Regions from separate parts of the Mus musculus genome. Here region 2 is linked to region 1. The links are chromatin loops, found by intact Hi-C in ENCODE. Cell type or tissue: left cerebral cortex. All regions are shown on one strand. Links, peaks and the distances in the headings refer to the core of each region. The heading gives the core; the rest is flanking DNA. Region 1 holds the start of Iba57 (IBA57 homolog, iron-sulfur cluster assembly). Region 2 holds the start of Arf1 (ADP-ribosylation factor 1).

Evidence for each region. Hi-C counts contacts between places; a loop is a spot of excess contacts. Peaks named below come from ENCODE experiments on the same cell type or tissue, not always from the same donor. Only the 100,000 strongest peaks of a DNase experiment are listed, where the experiment ranks them.
Region 2: it touches region 1 in a loop (7-fold over the local background); 4 of 42 quality-filtered maps call a loop at or near these places.

The regions. Positions count from the first base shown.
Region 1 is chr11:59,159,502-59,168,772 of GRCm38, forward strand. It overlaps Iba57 (IBA57 homolog, iron-sulfur cluster assembly), which reads right to left and starts at 4,244. Exons shown (of 3, transcript NM_173785.6): 1 at 3,850-4,244. The coding sequence starts at 4,190. In left cerebral cortex, for the core only: a CTCF peak has its summit at 4,210; DNase peaks (open chromatin) are centred at 3,949 and 4,255; H3K4me3 peaks cover 1,632 bases; H3K27ac peaks cover 1,687 bases.
Region 2 is chr11:59,223,176-59,232,446 of GRCm38, forward strand. It overlaps Arf1 (ADP-ribosylation factor 1), which reads right to left and starts at 5,092. Exons shown (of 5, transcript NM_007476.3): 1 at 4,998-5,092. In left cerebral cortex, for the core only: a CTCF peak has its summit at 3,804; DNase peaks (open chromatin) are centred at 3,821, 4,509 and 5,145; H3K4me3 peaks cover 2,500 bases; H3K27ac peaks cover 2,194 bases.

The DNA of each region.
Region 1 (9,271 bases), core at 2,656-5,155:
AGCCATGCCCTCAGCCATACAAGACACATCCAGAGGAATGTCCACACAGGCAGCTAAGTGTGCTGTAGGAACCAACACCAGACAACAGTATCTGTCCACACAGAGCTGAGCTCATAAAATGTACTAATGAGACCTATGCGTGGCCAGTGCACCCAGATCCACAGAGTGCTGTACCTGCATAACTCACATGGAGACAGAACCACACACACTATGGCTGTGTGGCAAGGCAGGCGGCCCCCAGCTGCCATGGACAGAAAAGCTGTGACAGCTGTGACAGGGCACTGTCCTGAGTAGCTGCTGAGCCCAGCGGCCCTACAACGGCTGATGCAGACCCAGCCTCCTACCACCTAGACTCTATGATGGAGAATCTCACCCCAATGGATTGGGAGAGGACAGAGGGCAGAGCCCCAGTTTCTCAGAGGCTTTGGGGTTAAGGGAGAAGTAGGTGGTAAGGCCTGGGTACCACACATCTTGTCAAGGACTGGCTGAATACACCAGGAGGTGCCACAACTCCCTAATGGCCACAGATGGACCCAGTCAGACCAAGAGTGTATAGTTACCACCTGGGAAACAGGCCCTGTGAAGGTGACTGAATGCCCAGGCACCTGCCTCAGTCTCCTCCTCTGACCTCCCTGTTCCTCAGTGCCAATCACAGGATGTCTGGGACACAGTAGTAGCCTGAGATCACAGAGACCCGAGCTAACCTGTGCACAGGCAGACGCAACAAAGGCCTGATGCTCTGTAGGAATTGGAGAGATGAGACTGGCTCAAATCCTCCACACCAGAGTAAACGGACAGACCAAGGGGGCACACTACCCAGACAGAGACTGAGGCTGGACAAAGGCAGTTCTCAGTCAGGCTCCTGTCCACAGTCCTGCCCGGAACAGGACCTCACAGCCTCTCTGGCTCCACGGTGAAGACAAAGTTAAGCTTACATGGTGGCAGACACCTACAATCCAGTGCTTCGGGAGTGGGAGTAGAGCATCAGGGTTGCTACATATGGAACTCAAGATCAAACTGGGCTGCACGAGATCCTTGCAAAACAACCAAACCCCACTAGTGTTTGTATGAGTTCCTTTTCTCACTCTGTAACCAAGTTCCAAAAGAAGCCATAATGAGCGGTTTGTTGGAAATCAGTTAGAGGGCACAGTCCATTATGGCGGGGGCCGGGGGTGGGGGGGAAGGAATTTGAGGCTGCCGATCACCCTGCATCTGCATCAGGAAGCAGAGAGAGGGATGCTGGAACTCAGCTTGCTTTCTCCTTTTCACTCAGTGCAGGATCCCAGGCCATGGGAAGGTGCCATCCACACTCAGGACAAGTCTTCTCACCTCAGCTATCCAAACCTAGAACCTCCCTCACAGGCATGCCTAAAGATTTGTTTCCTAGATAGTTCTAGGTCCTATCACTTATTTAACATTCTATATGCATGCAGCCCTGATGTTTATCTTCTTATGAATAAGCAAAGATGTTGGGGATGGGTGATTCACTAGTTGGCAGGTGTTGGACTTTCCCTTGATGCCCTGAGCAAAAGGACTGTCAGGCAGAGAGTCAGACGACCCCACAGCAGCACTTCCATGCAGCAGAGGGCCCTACTAACAGCACAGATCCCACCAGGGTTGTTTAAAATGGTTTTTATCAGACATTTTGCCATTACAGGTCTCACTGAATTCTAGATGATCTTGCAACCACTTTCAATTTGGCCAAATGGACAGCAGCTCCCTGGTAGCCTAGAAGAGGATCTGCTGTAACTATTGCTAAAGATGCAGCGTTATGGCTGTCCAAAACACAATCCTCAGTCATTACGAAGGTTGCCGATAGGCAAGTCTGTGATTGGTCCAAACATCCTTTCTGGGGCGATACAAACAGGCTGTGAAGGCTCACTTAGTGAGGTTGTGGGAAGACTTTCCTGAGCTTTGCCCCAGTGTGGGAGCAGCAGGCCCGAGAAAAGGCTTCTCTCCATTTTCTTTTCTTGCTTTCTGTAGTGTGGGCTGGGCTGGTAACAGAAAGAAGCAGCAGAGACAGCAGAGGTCAGCAGAGGCGGTGGAACTGCAGTGGTGGCGGCAGCAGCTGAGCAGTTGACAAGCCAAAGCTGCAGGGAAGGCAAGCCTGCCAGCTGTCTGACAGCTGAAGCGACAGCTGAGCAGTTCAACAACAGCCTGGGCAGGAAGAAAGATGGCAGACAGAGAGTGATAGCAAGCTGAGACTGAAGAAGGAGAAACGATTACAAAGAGCCAGAGAAGAGAAACTGCAGACCCAAGTCACTGAAGAGTCCAGGGAGCTGCCAATCAAACCTTCAGAGCCAAGGGTCTGAGACCCTGTGTAGAGGAGCAGTGACAACAGCTGGTATCAACAGCTAAGGAATCTCAACTTCCATAGCCCGTACAAGAGCTGTAACACTGGCTGCTGCCAAGACTAGAGGAATCCCTATATGAGGTCCACAAGACCTGTAAACACATGCAGGACCAAGGCTGAAGACGCTTAGGGTCTTTAACACGAGAGGGCAACTGCTTCTATACTAGCAACCACTGCCAATCACCATGAGGAATGGAAGCCACCAAAGACTAGCGCTTGAATCAACTCCAGCTGCCTATTGGTAACATGGAGAGATGATGGCGACCTGGAAACACAGGCAGATCCAAGGCTCCAGTATGGAGTCCATGCATGTTTTCTACAAAGGGCAATGACTGGCTTAGGCTTAAGGCCCTGAGTCACCACAGCCCGAACACTGCCTGGAAGACACCATCCCAGGGTTCACACAGAACTCTATATGCCAAAGCATCACAGTGGGTCTGGCCCATGGGTTGTCATTTGCTGACACAGTTCTAGATTCAGAGATTCACTAAGCGAAGTAATGTGGGAAAAGGATCTCTAGGAAGCACATCACTGTGGCCTTTCAGCACCTGGAGACAGGCACTCTAGATTTCCCCCCACAGAATGCAGACAACTACTGGATAGTGGTGCCATGGCTGTCAATTCTCATCCACCACTCTCATCCTGGAATAGCTACCCTCAGGGGTTCAGGAACTGTTCTCCAGATATGAGGATTCCCCATATACTCCCAATGAGCATCTAGGGGCTACTGAAGAGGCTCACCAAAAACCAACTTGGAAAGACACCGGGTAGCTGAGACAGGCAGCCAGGCCTGGACTTTGGTAGGAGTCAAGGGACAGCTCAGGGACAGGATAGGGAGGGCGGGTCTTCACATGCCTACTAGACAATGCTGAGACTTCACGACTTAGATCCTATAAAGGTGAGCAGCTGAAGACTCAATGCTATAGACGCAGGCCCTGCCCAGACTGGCCAGCAAACACTATTTACAGTCACAGTCAGGTCTGCTGTATAGATAATGAGACCATACAGGCAAACAGCTGGCACTGCAAAGAGGAACCAGAAATAAGGGAAAAACTGGATTCTCAGAACACTGGGACAATCTGTCACTGTGGAGAGGCTGTGCAGAGAGTGGCTTTTTGAATAAAGTCCCACGAACCAGCGAAATCTTTCTAAGAAGTGAGGAGGGAGGGACAAAGCTGAAGCACCCATCTTGAAAATAACTCCAGAAGCTTCTGACTTGACTGGTTGGGGTCCCAGGCACAACGCTCTGTGCAAGTAACTAGCGCAACCTGGATGCCTTCCATGGGACATCCGCCTCTAGGTGACCCCTTCCCTAAGTCTAGATTGTCCTCAGAAAGTCATTTCCAGAATAATCTAATTATGCCTCTTCCCAAGGGTGTCTAGCCAGTATTCCCTAGAAATCTTATCCTGGACATCCTTCCTGGGATTCTGGAGGTCTGCTCCCTCAGCACTCTAACGACCCTACTGCCCCGCCCTGCTGCCCCGCCCAAGCTCACCCATACAGAATGACGTCATAGAGCGTGCGTCCCTGCACATTCAGGAAATGGGCATACGCCGCACGCGCAGAGGGCTGAGCCGCGCCGGTCGGAGGCCCCGAAAGCGGCAGCTCATTGGTCGATAGTCCCAACAGGAAGGGTGCAGCGTCCGGGCCGCGCACGCGCACTAAGGCGCGCCCGTCCAGCCGGAAGCAAGTCCAGGCCACACCGTCCGCGGGGTTGCTGCCAAGAAGGCCAAAGCCACGGGCTAGGCAGTGACTCGCGGTCCCGCTCAGCCGCCAGTGCCAAGCTGGGCTTCTGCGCCCCACAGCCGCGCCCCGAAGCAGCGCCACCGCTGCCATCTTGGGCGCTAAGTGAAGGCGGGCACCACAGCGGCCCCGGGCGGCGGCGGCGGCGGCGGCGGCTGGCGACGCGCGTGCGTGGGGGGGAAAGTGGGCGGGACCTCAGCCAGTGGATGGGTGCGCAAGCCCAGATAAACACCAAGGCTAGAGCCACCCGGTGACCCTTTCCTTAGTTGGCTCCTGGTCAAACCGCTTGTGGTCGTGGTAAATAAGTAAACATGAAATCTGCCATCTTACCTCGGTCCTGGTGTGCAATCCCAGCCAGCCTCTCGGGGGGCAGAGGCAGGAGGATGCGTGTTCAAGACCTGCCTGTGCAACTTAAAATGAATATCCTGTCTCCGAATAAAAAGTTGAAGATAGATAGCTCAGTGGTAGAGCATTTCCTAGCAGGCAGGAAGCCATGGTTCCCATCCCCAGTACTGCCCAGAAAAAAAGGAGGAAAAAAGTTAGGCATTTCCTTGTTCACGGTTAAATACGAACAGTATAAAATGTATTATCTTCACCACTGTTACTTTGTTATTGCTATACTAAACATGACCAAAAGCAACTTGGGAAGAAAAGGGGTTCACTTCATTTGAAAACTCTCAGGTCACACCCACTTACAGAGAGAACTCAGGGCAGGAACTGAAGCAGAAGCCCTGGAAGAGGGCTCTTACCGGCCAGCTTCTGATGGCTTGTCCAGCCTGCTTTTTGATACGACCCAGGAGCACCTGTCCACAGTGAGCTGGGCCCTCTCACATCAGTCATTGATGTGATATAAGCCAAGACCTGTTTAGAGGCCAAGCTTATGGAGGCGTTTTCTGAATCTTCCCAGATATCGCTAGGCTTGTGGCAAGTTGATGAAAGCCAGCCAGCGAGACCACTTTTAGTGCATTTATATCGGCATTGTTCAAACGGCTGCGCAGCCCTCACTATCATCCAACTCCAGAACTTTTTATCTCCCAATCATCCAACTCCAGAACGTTGACTCCTCCCAGAACACACACTCAGCCGCTGGTGCCCACAGTTGGCTTTCTGCCCTTGTGGGTTGGAAGCCTCTGAGAACCAGTGCCTGTCCTCTTGCACCTGGCTCTCTTCATGGAGCACCCATCCTCAGTATAGCACGTATCAGAATTCCCTTCCCTTTTTAAGAATTGTATTTTATAGCTGGGCATGGTGGCACACACCTTTAATCCCAGCACTTGGGAGACAGAGGCAGGTGGATTTCTGAGTTTGAGGCCAGCCTGGTCTACAGAGTGAGTTCCAGGACAGCCAGGGCTATACAGAGAAATCCTGTATCGAAAAAAAATTTTTTTATTACGGTAATGCCTACCTTTCCCTATGTGCTGAGCTGGCAACGGGTACTTGGGAGGTCTCCAATTCTTGGAGCCAGGAAAAGTGTTGCTATGAAAACAACTACACGGATGTCTCTTTGAGTCCCTGTTCTTGGGTCTTTGGGGCATACTGGATCATATTGCTACCAGGGAAACTGGAGTTCCTTTTGTGTGTTCTTAGTCTTATTAACAAAAGAATTTCGAAATGGACTTGGAGCTTGGTAGTGGCGCATGCCTTTAACACCAGCATTGGCTGGGCAGAGGCAGGCAGGTCTCTGTAAGCCCTGGCTAGTCTACAGAGCTAGTATCAAGACAGTCAGGGATACACAAATAAGCCCTATCTTGTGGGAAGGGGAGAAGAAAATTAACAGTTGAGAGAAAAACCTACAAAGAAAGTAGATGTGTTGCATAGTTCTTTTATGTCAACTTGACACAGGCTAAAGTCATCTGAGAGGAAGGAACCGCAATTAAGAAAATGCCTCCATAAGATCTGGCTTTAGGCACGTCTGTATGGCATTTTCTTAATTAGTGATTGATGGAGGAGGGCCAGGCCCATTGTGAGTAGGGCCATCCCTGGGCTGCTTGTCCTGGATTCTATAAGAAAGCAGACTGAACAAACCATGCTTCGGAGCAAAGCCACTATGCAGCATCCCTCCCCTCCCCTCCCCTGCCCTCCTCTCCCCTCCCCTCCCCTCCCCTCCTCTCCCCTCCCCTCCCCTCCATGGCCTCTGCCTCAGCTCCTGGCTGGTGTTTGAGGTCCCCCCCCCAGACTTCCTTGAATGATAAATAACAATGTGGAAGTGTAAGCCCAATAACCCCTTTCCTCCCCAGCTTGTTTTTTGGTCATACTATTTTGTCATAGCAACAGAAACCCTGACAGGAATAGAAAGTCAGTAGGTAAGCAACACATTCCTACAGTTGCTTGGAGAACAGTCATGCCTTTTGCATTTAAATGAGGGTCACAGAAACAGAAAGCTCAGAGTATCAGGAGAAATGAGTTTATTAGGCTTTTGGCCAGAATCCAGACAGATAAAAAGAAGGAAAGGGAGAAAACATGCTTAGTGCTGGGCCCCAATCTAAGTTCAAAATGTTAACAGCTCAGGCCTGACTTCAAAGGAGACTTCATTCCAGGCTGTTGGATCCCAGTGTTTCGGGATTCTGAACAAAGAGACAGGATACCAAGATTTTTCAAAAGTAGTTTTTAATTATTCCAGCAGTTTCAGTGAAACTCTTGGATTTTTTTTTTTTTACTTATTTCGTGTTATTTTTAAAGTGACAGAACTTTTTATATGGCTTTTGCCAGAACTTTTTATATGGCTTTTGCTTCTTTGTCTTCCATTTGTCTTCCATATATAGTAACTTATAATTTTATTGGTTATTTTACAACCTTCAGGTGAGTTTCTAAAGATGGCCTAGATATGGAGGAAAGCAGGGTCACTCAAATGTAATCTCACAGAAGCTTGGCAAAAAATAATCCACAGGGTGGCCTTCCTGCCTTTCCTTCAGGGTTTCTAGAAAGGATAAGAGAATGGCGTAGAGAGTTGTAGTCACGTTTATACATATGCAAGGGCATGGTTCCCCCTGTGGCTGTCATCTGTGTTTCTTTTCCATGGTTCTCCGAGGCTTCTACCGTTAAGTCTCAAACCTGGGACAAATGGCTAGCTGAGGTGCTCACTGCTGCATCAAAGCAGACCTGGCCACAGGGTTTTCTTGCATCCCTCAGTCCCTACCTGTTACAGGGTACGGCTGGCATCCTCTGCCCACTACTCTAAATTTCTCCAGCCTGAGGCCTGGGCTACCCTTCCCCCAGATGTCCTTCCCTATATAATTCAGCCATTTTGCTTACCTGGACCGTTTCGATTACCTTCTTGGTCTCTTGGTCTGGTTTTCCCATCTCCCCTACCCTCTCTCTCCTTACATAGCTTTGCTCATCTGGGCTCTCCCAGATGTCCTTGCCTCTAGCTATGCTCTCCCTATTATCTACAATAAACCTTCTCCTCCACCATACCTAGGAACAGTCACGTCCTTCCTTTTTTATTTATTTCTTTTCTTCTTCTTCTTCCACTCATCTAGTGCCAAAACCCAGACCAATCATGGCCTTTTCTTTTTAATTTCTTTTTTTTTCATTCACCTACCACACAAGGGCAAATGATTGCACCAGAGATATATGGTGAGAAATAGAGATAGTTTATACAACTCCGTTTAGATTTATTTATTGTTTTGTATGTTTGTTTGTACACCATGTTCATGCCTAGTGCCCGTTGAAGTCAGAAAAGGAAGTTGGCATTCCTGTGATTGGCATGAACAGATGGTTGCGACCCTCCACATAGGTGTTAGGAACTGAACTCAGATCCTTTGCAAGAGTAACAGGTGCCCTTAACTTCTGAGTCAACTGTCCATCTCTCTAGAGACAGTTTATTAAGAAAGCAAAAGCAAGGAAGGAGGAGTGGTACACACCTTTAATCAGCACTCAGAAGGCAAAGGCAGAGGCAGGGGGATCACCGTGATTTTGAAGCCAGCCTGGTCTACTAAATTGCAAGTTCCAGGCAGTCAGGGCTACATAGCGAGACTCTAGTCTTTAAATAAATAAGCAAGCCATGCAGTAGTGGCACACACCTTTAATCCCAGCACTTGGGAGGCAGAGGCAGGGGGATCTCTGTTTGAGGCCAGCCTGGTCTACAGAGGCTGTTCCAGGACAGCCGGGGCTACACAGAAACTGTGTCTCAAAAAGAACAATAAATTAAAAAATAATAAATAAATAAATATGGATCTATGGTTCTATGTCAACAATTTCTGTACTATGAGTAGACTCCATTTAAGATAAATATCAATTTATTGGAAAGCAATATGTCTTACTAGGTACCTTCCGCAAAACTTGGTCATCCTGTATCAGCTCAGATTAACATCAAAGGGCTGGCAGTTCACCTCAAGCCTCTGGACCCCATGGACACTTAGGCTGTTAGTCCAGGTGGCTGAATGTGTGTCCCCTGTCTCCACATTGACATTTCAACCTGCAGCAGCGACTGTGATCAGGTGGTAAGCAAGCAGCTGATCATGTCTGCTTGCCAGCAGCCCACAGGCAGTGCTATCCGCCCAGCTCTGCCCACAGGCCGTGCCTCGCCTCACCTACCCAGCTCTGCCCATATTTTTTGTTGCTGCTGATGATCTTTCCAGCTGAACCATGGGAACATCAGCTGCTCAAGTGTCTCCTGGGGACAAGGACAGGTCTCACTCCTCCGTCCTATTGTTGTGACAAGCCTAGACATGACTCTTCATCCTCCTAGGAGCTGTTGTATTGTCTCCTCGTGACTGAACTCAAGGGGATGGACATGCTGGGGACTACGACACATGGAGCTGTAGTTACTGCCTAGAGACACTTCTCCAAAGAGAAACAGCCCTGACCCATGGTCAGAAGCTGCACCCTGAACAGTGGCCTCCCTACCTGAAGGAGCCACTTCTCCTGCCGTGTGTCACCTAGCTTCAGGGTGGCCCCAACAATCTGTAAGAAACCTGCTCAAGTCTGTCCCACCGTGTCAGTCTCTGGGTATGTAACTTGTTTCTCGTAAGTGTTCCACTCCTCATATAACACATCAGAGACTTGAAAATGTCCTTGTTTATAGAGCCCCAGGCAGGTGTGACTTTCATATAGATAATAAAGGAAAAGCAATTTTGGGGGGAAGAGGTTTCACTATGTAACTCTGGATGGCCTTAAACTCCGTATGCAGAACAGGCTCACCGCAAAGTCACAGAGATCTGCCTGTGTCTGCC
Region 2 (9,271 bases), core at 3,400-5,899, 64 kb after region 1:
TTTTCTCTGAAAAATAAGGACATCTTTTGTTAAGGTACTGAAGAGAACAAAATACACTATCCTTGACTTACAAGATAGTTAAAGTTGGGTTCCTGGAAGACCTGAAACATCTGTTAACATGATGCCAAAGAAAAGTATCTTTCTGTGATCAAGCTTAGGCTATCACAGAGGGATTTTCCACCTACATGAAAACCACACAAGTGGCTAAGTGCCAGACATAATGCCTCCCTACATGATAGAGCCAAAGGGTTCCCACAGATTTCAAAATACCCTGAGGACTACAAAGCTGCTTCGGGGACCAGGGCACCCTTTCTCTAGTCTTACCCTCCCATACAGCTCCTGGCAGGGTTCCAAACTCAAGAGTACACTTACCCAGCTCAGAGCCCTCCTATCAATTGTCCTGGGCTACTAAGAGGCCTCTGGTTCCTCCCTCAAACTTACCAATCTTTTTCTATCATCTCTGCAAAAATGTCACCTTAGAGGTGACATTTCTGCCTCCTTGGGTTGGTAACACCCATACATGTTGTTTTAAGGAGGGGGTGGGTGGGTGTAATCTCTCATTGACCCTGGAGCTCACTAATTCAGCTGGAGTGGCTTACTCACAAAGTCCTGGCGATCCTCCTGTGTCTGCCTTCCTCCTGCTGGGATTAGAAGGTCTGTGTGTGAAGTGGGGATTTAACTCTGGTCCTCAAGCTTGCTTGTGCAGCAAGTATTTTACTCACGGAGCCAACTCCTTAGTTAGTTCCTTTCAAGACACACATTCACTGCAGTATAAATTACATATATTTAGCCAGGCATGGGAATCAGAGGCAGTCAGATCTCTGTGAGTTCAAGGCCAGCATAGTCTATAGAGTTTAGGATGGTTAAGATGAACACTCCAATACCATGCATAGACAGGCAGCTTTGTGCCCAATGCTGAGTAAGGCTACCACTTCCATCTTCTTCCACTACGCCCCTTACAGATACTCCTTATCAGAGGCAAAAGCAATGTTGTTTTTAAAAATTAAAAAGTTTAAAAGTTAAAACACACACGTGCACACACAACTTCAGAGAGGCTAATCCTAATGACTCAGGAAAAATCTACAGGGCCAACAACATGGAACAACATTTACGCAGTTTTAAACTATGTACAAGTTGTGCTTCTATGTAAACACTTCTACACTTTAACTGCTAGAGACTTGGGGGGGGGGGTGCACAGACCTGGGAACTGAATGAAGGTAAAGTGACAGCACAGAGGAAGCAAGGTATCCATCAAATTTAGTCCACAACTGGCAGCTTTAACCACACACTTCAGTTAATCACAATGATATGTCCAAAGTCTGATATAACTTGACATAATAGAAATGCTAAAAGCTGAAAATAACACCAATCAAAATTTCACCACCAAAGTCACTAGAAGATGGGCGTATGTAAATATAACTGGCTGGATTCAAACAAGGAAGAAGTGCATTGTTATCTACAGAAGAACAGGAAGCTTCAGAGAACACTCACAACGTCAGGCCACCTAGACTTCCTTCACTCTTCAGCACTGAGTCTCATTAAATCTAGAAACCCCTTTCTTGGCCACATGCACCTAAACTATACCAACAGAATTAAACAAAACAAAAAACTTGTTAGAGGACAACTAGAGAATCTAGGCCACAAACATTCCTGTTTCAGTATATGGTACTGCAAAAATATTTTGACAACTGATTCTGACAAAAAACAAGAAAGCTTTTGGAAAGAACTCTGGTTAAAGCATCCCTTTAACAGGTATACTTACCTTAATAAATACTAATTAGAAGACTTTTTAATTCTTTCACACACTTCTTAATTCCTGAAATGTCCAATGATAATAACCAAGTCCCACTCACACTACAGCAGTGATTCTCAGATCCTCAGATATGGGGAGCTGCTGGCCACCTGAACTTAATTGCCCCCAACAAGTCTGTAAACTATGCCTGCCTAGCATGGTGGCACAGCTGTAATCCCAGCAGGCTGTGATCTCCAGAGGGCAGGCAGGAGGATCTCAAGTTTGAGGAAAATCTGCACTACACAGTGAAACCCTTCCTGATGAACAGCACCAACAAAATATTGGCCAGCTGTCCTATTTTCTGTCAATTCTGCTCTTATCACTTAAAACTTTCCCTATTATCAAGGCCTGCAGAGAGTGCCACTGTTCCTAGTCTATTGGCTGCTGAAGGCTACCAAACTGTTACCACTGTGAGTAAAAAATCAGGACCCAGGATCAGATAAGTGTGTGGGGTTCTCATCAGTCTCCCGACTATCTGCAGCAGCACAGGGTGGGGGAACTCGGGGGAACACCTAAAAGGTCCCCCTGGAAATAGAGATTGGATGTGCCTACACTAACAAGTTTTCCAGCTAATCAGGTCACTTGACCCACCTGAGAGGGCTGAGTTACCCTTCAGGACATTGACAAACCGTCCAAGCTATTATCTATAATCTGTATCACAATCAATATTGGACACAGACGTTGGTGTGTAATGAGGAATCCCAATGTATACACACTCCCACCCCCAGCTACCTTTTAACTTCTCAGTAGGCAATGTCAAATCTTCAATAGTAGATAGAGAATACACACAAAAAGATGCTATTGCGTGTCAAATCTCAAGTCAAAGAAATTTCCATTTTTCTCTCCTTACCATCTCTGACAATTTCATGAAAAGGTCAAAGAGATTCAAGAAAGACAACAGGGAAGACCAGGAATGACAGAGCAACCTAGAGCAGCACAGCCTTTGTGATTACGAGTAGATTTAAACCTGTATATCAGAGCCAGGAGGTGGTGGCTTATGTCTTTAATCCCAACACCCAGGCAGATTTCTGAGTTCGAGGCTAGCCTGGTCTCCAGAGGGAGTTCCAGGACAGCCAGGGCTATACAGAAAAACCCTGCACATCAATGTAACATTTAATTCTAAGAATCTGAAAAAAAAAATTGACCAAACAATTTCAAAGCATTGTGACAAGCTATTGCATGAACTTGCACAACAAGTTTTTTCTCTTGGTTAGGCTGCCTGACACTGGGTTACCACAGCAACTGCTGGTCTAATTTACCTTTACTTTAAAAAAAAAAAGAAAGAAAGAAAAAGAAAAAGAAAAGGTATTTTGAAGCCTGTCTGGTCCTGGGCAGAGGAAGCAGCCCAGTGGAGCAAAGATTCTGAATATCCGTTCTACAAGGGGCAAGGGGCACAGTGGACGTCCCAGATGCATGACTTACAATCACAGCTGTGTGAGGGCCACAGAACTAGTTACTGCTACTTTCCTTTCAGGATGAGTAGACTGAGTATGAGTCAGCTGTTATTCACACTGCCTTAAACCTTGTATGCAGTGCTAGAGATCCAAACCAAGACTTCACGAAGGCTAGAAAAGCACTCTACCATCTAGCTCCTAAACCTTTTTGAAGTAGCAATTCTGTACATCTGCCTCACAAGCAAGAGAACAGTGTGGTGATCCAGTGACTCAGACCCATTTTCAAATCTAAGGATAAGTGAGAGACATTCCAATAAGGGAAACCTTTATGCCACAGAAGACAATGTAGTTCACACATCTGTGACTGGCCCTTACACCACACAACTCTCTGGAGAAACAGAGAAACCAGGTAGTAACACAGTGCATCAAATCTCATAGTTTAGGCTATTTCTGCTAGTGCTGCTAAAAGTTCAAAAGTGAGGACACTATAGTCACCTATGTCAGGCACTGTGGATACTGGCTAAGACAGAGGAGAGACACGAGGCCAGCACACAAAGCACCATGGCACCTCACTAGTCTTCTGACAGACACGGCAGAAACCACCAGAATCAGCCTGCAGGAAAAACTGCTGACCACTAGTTGTGAAACAAGAACTACAACAGAAGACTCCAACATGGGTTGTGGCATCAACTACTGGGCTCTCCAATGACTTCTGGGACCAAGAGCAGCTGACCCTTCCTTTCCTGACAAAGCAGCCAGTTGCTGTTTGAATGGGAGAATTCCTTCTTGATGTGAACAGAATCCCTAGCATTTTGCATTTGTTCTATGTAGCTAGACCATACAACATATGTAGCTACCTACACTACAAACTGACATGGCACGACCACCCTAAATGGACAGCCAGAATTGTGTACTGGACCTGGTCTCTGTACCTGCGGACTGCTCAGAGGCCGGGAACGGGTTATTCCATGGGCAGGTTAAAGATTCTCCAATTCAGAATGGCCTTTCTAATCCACCCAAAAGTGCATAAAGGAGCCGGTCAAGAGGCGAAACAAGGCTCAAACCCCTCCGGGGGCCATCGGCACCCCAATGCAGATCTCACCGACGATATTCGGGGCCCAAATCACGGCTAATTGGGGATCACAGTGGGTATTCTGGTATCCCCCGAGATCCGCAAATGCGCGTGTTAAATCCCAGCACCTGGATCCGCAGTTCGGAGCCCCTGTCCGACACCTGTCCCTTTCCCTTCCCCCTTCCTACAACTTCGGTCCTCCAGGCCGACAGGAACCGGACTCGAGAGACAGAAGAGGAAGACCTCGCCACCCGAGTGACCTTGACGTCGTCTCGGGGCCACCCGAGCCTCAGTTTCCCCAAGCCCGCGGTTCATGCCGTATCTGAAGCGGCCGGCTAGCCTTTAAGAAGGAAAACCCCGTGACCCCCCGAACCCTGCTCCCCGCTCCCAGGCTCTCGGGCCGTGGAGCCTAGGAGAGGCGCAGAGAGGAACAGCAGGAAACCTGGCTTCCTGGAGAAGAGCCGGCGTCCTGGCCGGACTTCCGGGCTGCGGCCCGCGGCGGGCGGCCAGGCAGGCGTAAGGGCCGCGGAGTGGGGGAGGGCCAAGCGGCCGTGGGCGACGCGGGACTCCGGGGCGTCCCGATCCTCTGTCCGGCCTGCCGCCGAGCTCACTGAGCATAGACCTCAGGCCGCCCGACCGGACTCGGTCCTTAGCAGCCGCAGCTGAGCGCCCCCTTGACTCCCACGATGACCAGCCCGCGGCCTCCCCAGTTTCGGCCTCAGCGCGCCCCGCGTCTCACCTCCGCGGCGGCTGCTCCCAGCCAGGCGTTGGTTTCGCTCCCACAAGATGGCGGCGCTGACGGCAGCCACGTCAGCGCCTGCCGCGGGGCACGCCGGGGGAAGAGGGCGGGCACGCAGAGGGCCCCGCCCCCACACGGATGGCGCTTGCGCGTCTGCACTTTGTAGCCTTCACGGGGCGGAGCCGAGGTCGCTCTGTTTCCGGATCGGGTCCCGGGCTAGCACTCTGGCTCCCGGCACTAGAACGAGCAAGGGTGTGGTGTATGGAGTTCCGTGTCCGCCGGCGCGTGCGCACGCGCGCCTTCCTGCGGAATTCCAGCCCATTCCGCGGATGCGGGGGTTGAGGCCAGTAAGCGTTCTAGAGCGCCAAGGTCAGAGTGGGAAGGTCGTGTCAGCCCTAGGAGGTGTAATGTCCTTCTCACAGTACCCCAGGGTCTCTGATATTCCAGCTGGGCCCTGGAATTGAAGAGAATGATGTGACCGACAGATGGCCAAAGTGGGAAGAGGCGCAGGCCAAATGTCAGACAAGCACCATGTCTCCACACTGGTCTTGGACCTGTGTGCACGCTCAGAGCTGACTGAGAGGACCAGACACCTGCATGGGCATAGCACTGCCTGAGAGGCAGTGATGGGGTGGCCTCCTTCAGGGTGCAGGTGAGGAGGAATCCGTTAACTCTCCCCATCGATGCAGGAATCAGGCCCAGGCTCTGTCCTCCCTATCCAGTTCTTCCACCCCGTGTGCTGTTGGGAGAAGTCCCACAGGTAGGAGATGTTGAGGGCCCTGGGAGATTCTTTTGAGCCTGGAGCCCTATCTATTGAGTTAGCAGGAGACAGTTCTGTTACCAGGGCCTGCTTCAGCCACTGTTGTGTCCAGGCACAGGGTACAGGGCATCCTCACTGTGTTTGGGGGTTGAGACCTCCAGAGCTTTCTCCCCAGAGTTGTGGGTGCTGAGCCTGGCAGGATTCGATGCAATAGTCACCTTCTTGACCCTAACACATCCCTTTCCATCGCTCAGGGCTCCATTTTCAAATGCTGCTTCTGTAAACGTCTATGGGGGTGCTTGCCTGTTCTCTCTCACCCTCAACACACAGCAAGTGTTTATACAAAGCCTTGGGTGTCGCTGCCTGCCACCAACCCTGGAGAAATGGCAGGACATCTCCTGAGACCTGTGATTCCAGCCATGCCAGAAGCCTGTCTTAGCCTCATGGATAAGTCGACAAAGAGATGGGGTGTCCAGAAAACCGCAGGCTAATAGTCAAGAACCAAACTCCCTTTCTGTACCTAAAAAGGCTAAAATTATGAAAAAATGGAGACAGGGTGGTAGTCATTCTGTTTATTGTAATGTGACCACTGTACATTGTAGTCCCGCTCAAAACATCACTCTGTACCCCGTAAATAATTATTTGTGTCAGTTAAAATTTTAAACAGCCTTTGTAGATATTTAATATCCACATGTGTAATGGATGATACATTTGAAGTGGATACCTACCTAGGCAGGCTCTTCCTACCTCCCCAGGTCAGCTGAAGCCACAGTGAAATTTTCATATTGCACATGAACTTTGAATGTTAAATTGTATATTCACTTAAATATATATAATTTTTCAAGATTTACTTATTTTATCTATATATGTGAGTGTCTATAAATATGTATGTATACCATATGGGTGCCTGGTGCCCAAAAAGTCCAGAAGATCCATTGGAACTGGAGCTACTGATGTTTTGAGTTACTATGCAGTTTCTGGGAACCAAACCCAGTTCCTCTACAAGAGCTGCAGTGGACTTGACCACAGAACCATCACTCCATCCCCAAGTGTGTATTAAAAAGGAAGTTGGACAATTGAACTGAAGAAACTCTTCATACTATTGTCACAGAGGACCCAAGCTCTGTTCCTAGCTCCCAACTGCCCATAACTCCGGTTCCAGGGACTCTGAAGCTTCTGCCTCCACAAGCACGTGCATAAACCACACACAGTTAAAAAAAAATCTTAAATTTTTAAAAATATTTATTTTTTAAAAAACAAAATCTTTAAAATTTTTAAAAGAAATAGAAAGCCAAAGAAACTTTATTTTGTGAGGAGGAACTTAGCAAATTGAAAAACAATATGGAGAGACAAGATGGGGTTTATGTAAGATACAGTTTTTTGAAAATGATAAGACAGATTGCTGGATGCCTACTCCCAAGTGAAGAAACTTACTTCCTTCTTTCATCTGTGCTTCTGCTTTGAGCCCTGTCCCAGTGGGGTGGCGGGGGCTTGAAAACATATGTGTGGGAGCCCTGAGTGGGCATGACTAGGGACAGACCCTACCAGGAAATAGCAATTGCTCGGGTAAACTGAGGCTAACTCTTCCACAAGGTTGCTTAGAGACCAGGAGTCCCTTTTCCTATCTGAGGTCCCTGGATGGACCAGCTCTGGCCAGGAGGGGGCGAGGTGAGCTGTGACTGAAAGAAGCTGTCCGTGTGGCTGTCCAGGATCCTTCCGCTACCTGTACTAGAAAGCTGGGAGTGCCGATGGCCTCAAACCTCCACTTCAGCTGATCATAGGCCAGGGAAAAGTCCAGGGCCTCTTCTGTAGACTAGTCTACTACGAGGTTTACTCCTAAGCACCTAGTCAGAGGCGTGGATCTCCAGGGGCCTGGCCTCCTGGTTTTGTCAGTTGCTAAAGAGACAGATGGACTCCTAGAGTAAGACCAGAGAAAGGAGGTTCAGTGAGGTGAAAGGAACTGTGTGTGCCTTGAAGACCCCATCCTGTGCCCCAGGCAATTTCTGCAGTTTCTGTAAGATGGATGGCATTCATGCCAGGCTACTGATGCTTAGAGATGTAGAAGTCTCTCTCTCTCTCTCTCTCTTTCTTTCTCTCTCTCTCTCTCTCTCTCTCTCTCTCTCTCTATATATATATATATATATATATATATATATATATATATATACACACACATACATGTGCACACTTGTGCATACGTGTATCACACACACCTGAGGTGGAGCCCACTGAAGTTTGCCCTCCACATCTCTTTCCCTGACCCCTTAGGGCTCAGGCACTCTGGTGATTTGACAGACTACAGTGTTCTCTGGGATTCCTATGCCAACAGGGAGCTCAGCGCTGCACCAGACCACTTTTTTTTTAAGTTGAAGTATTATTTTAAATACTTTTTAAAAAATTAATATTTATGGGGCTGGAGAGATGGCTCAGTGATCTTCCAAAGGTCCTGAGTTCAAATCCCAGCAACCACATCACCGGTGGCTCACAACCATCCGTAATGTAATGAGATCTGACGCCCTCTTCTGGTGGATCTGAAGACAGCTACAGTGTACTTAGATATAGTAATAAATAAATCTTTTTAAAAAATTAATATTTATATGAGTACACTGCAGTTGTCCCTAGACACACCAGAAGAGTGCATCAGACCCCATTACAGATGGTTGTGAGCCACCATGTAGTTGTTGGGAATTGAACTCAGGACCTCTGGAAGAGCAGTCAGTGCTCTTAACTGCTGAGCCATCTCTCTAGTCCCTCTTAGGGGCCTTTTCCAGCAGGAGTTTCTGAGCAGGCTAACTGGCTGAAAACATAACTTCACAGTGCCCTGAGTCTGTGCAGCACTGAGTCTCATTAGAACTCCACTTGGTATTATGTCTTATGTTCAACGTGCTCATACAATAAAAACTCTGGACCCTTAGTACCTGCTTACAGGTGGAACTTTACAGCTTTAATCACTTCCCCAGAGGGAGAGCTACAGGGAGAGCCCTGCCCTTCCTGAACTCTTGTCCCACTCCCTTTTCCAGGTCTTGAAGACTGAGAAGATTTTTTTTCTGTTTTTTAGAACACAATTCCTAAAATTCTAGGAATCTGGTAGTGAAGTGTAATCCTTGTGCTGATAAACCAACCTTCTGCAGCCCCTGGGTAGCTACCAGGTGGGGCTGCTCACTGCAAGACCAGGGCTAGATCAGAGGGTGGGGACCCTCATCAGCCTTATCTCAACCCCCAAAGAAGGAGGGATGGAGATTGAGTTGGATTGCTGATAGCCAGTGGTTTAATCAGTGTCCCCGTGTAACTAAGTGTCCATAAAACTGCTAGAGATAGATGTTCAGAGAGTCCTGGAAGCTGAACATGTGGAGGGGTCCTGGGCGGGAGAAAGAGGGTGGCCAGGGAAGGCATAGAAGCCTTCCACATACCTGACCTCTAACACCTGTCTCTTCATCTGTATCCTTGATAATTATTCTCATGATTAACCAGTCAACACAAGTTCTGCAAGCAAATGAGTACAACCCAAGGAAGT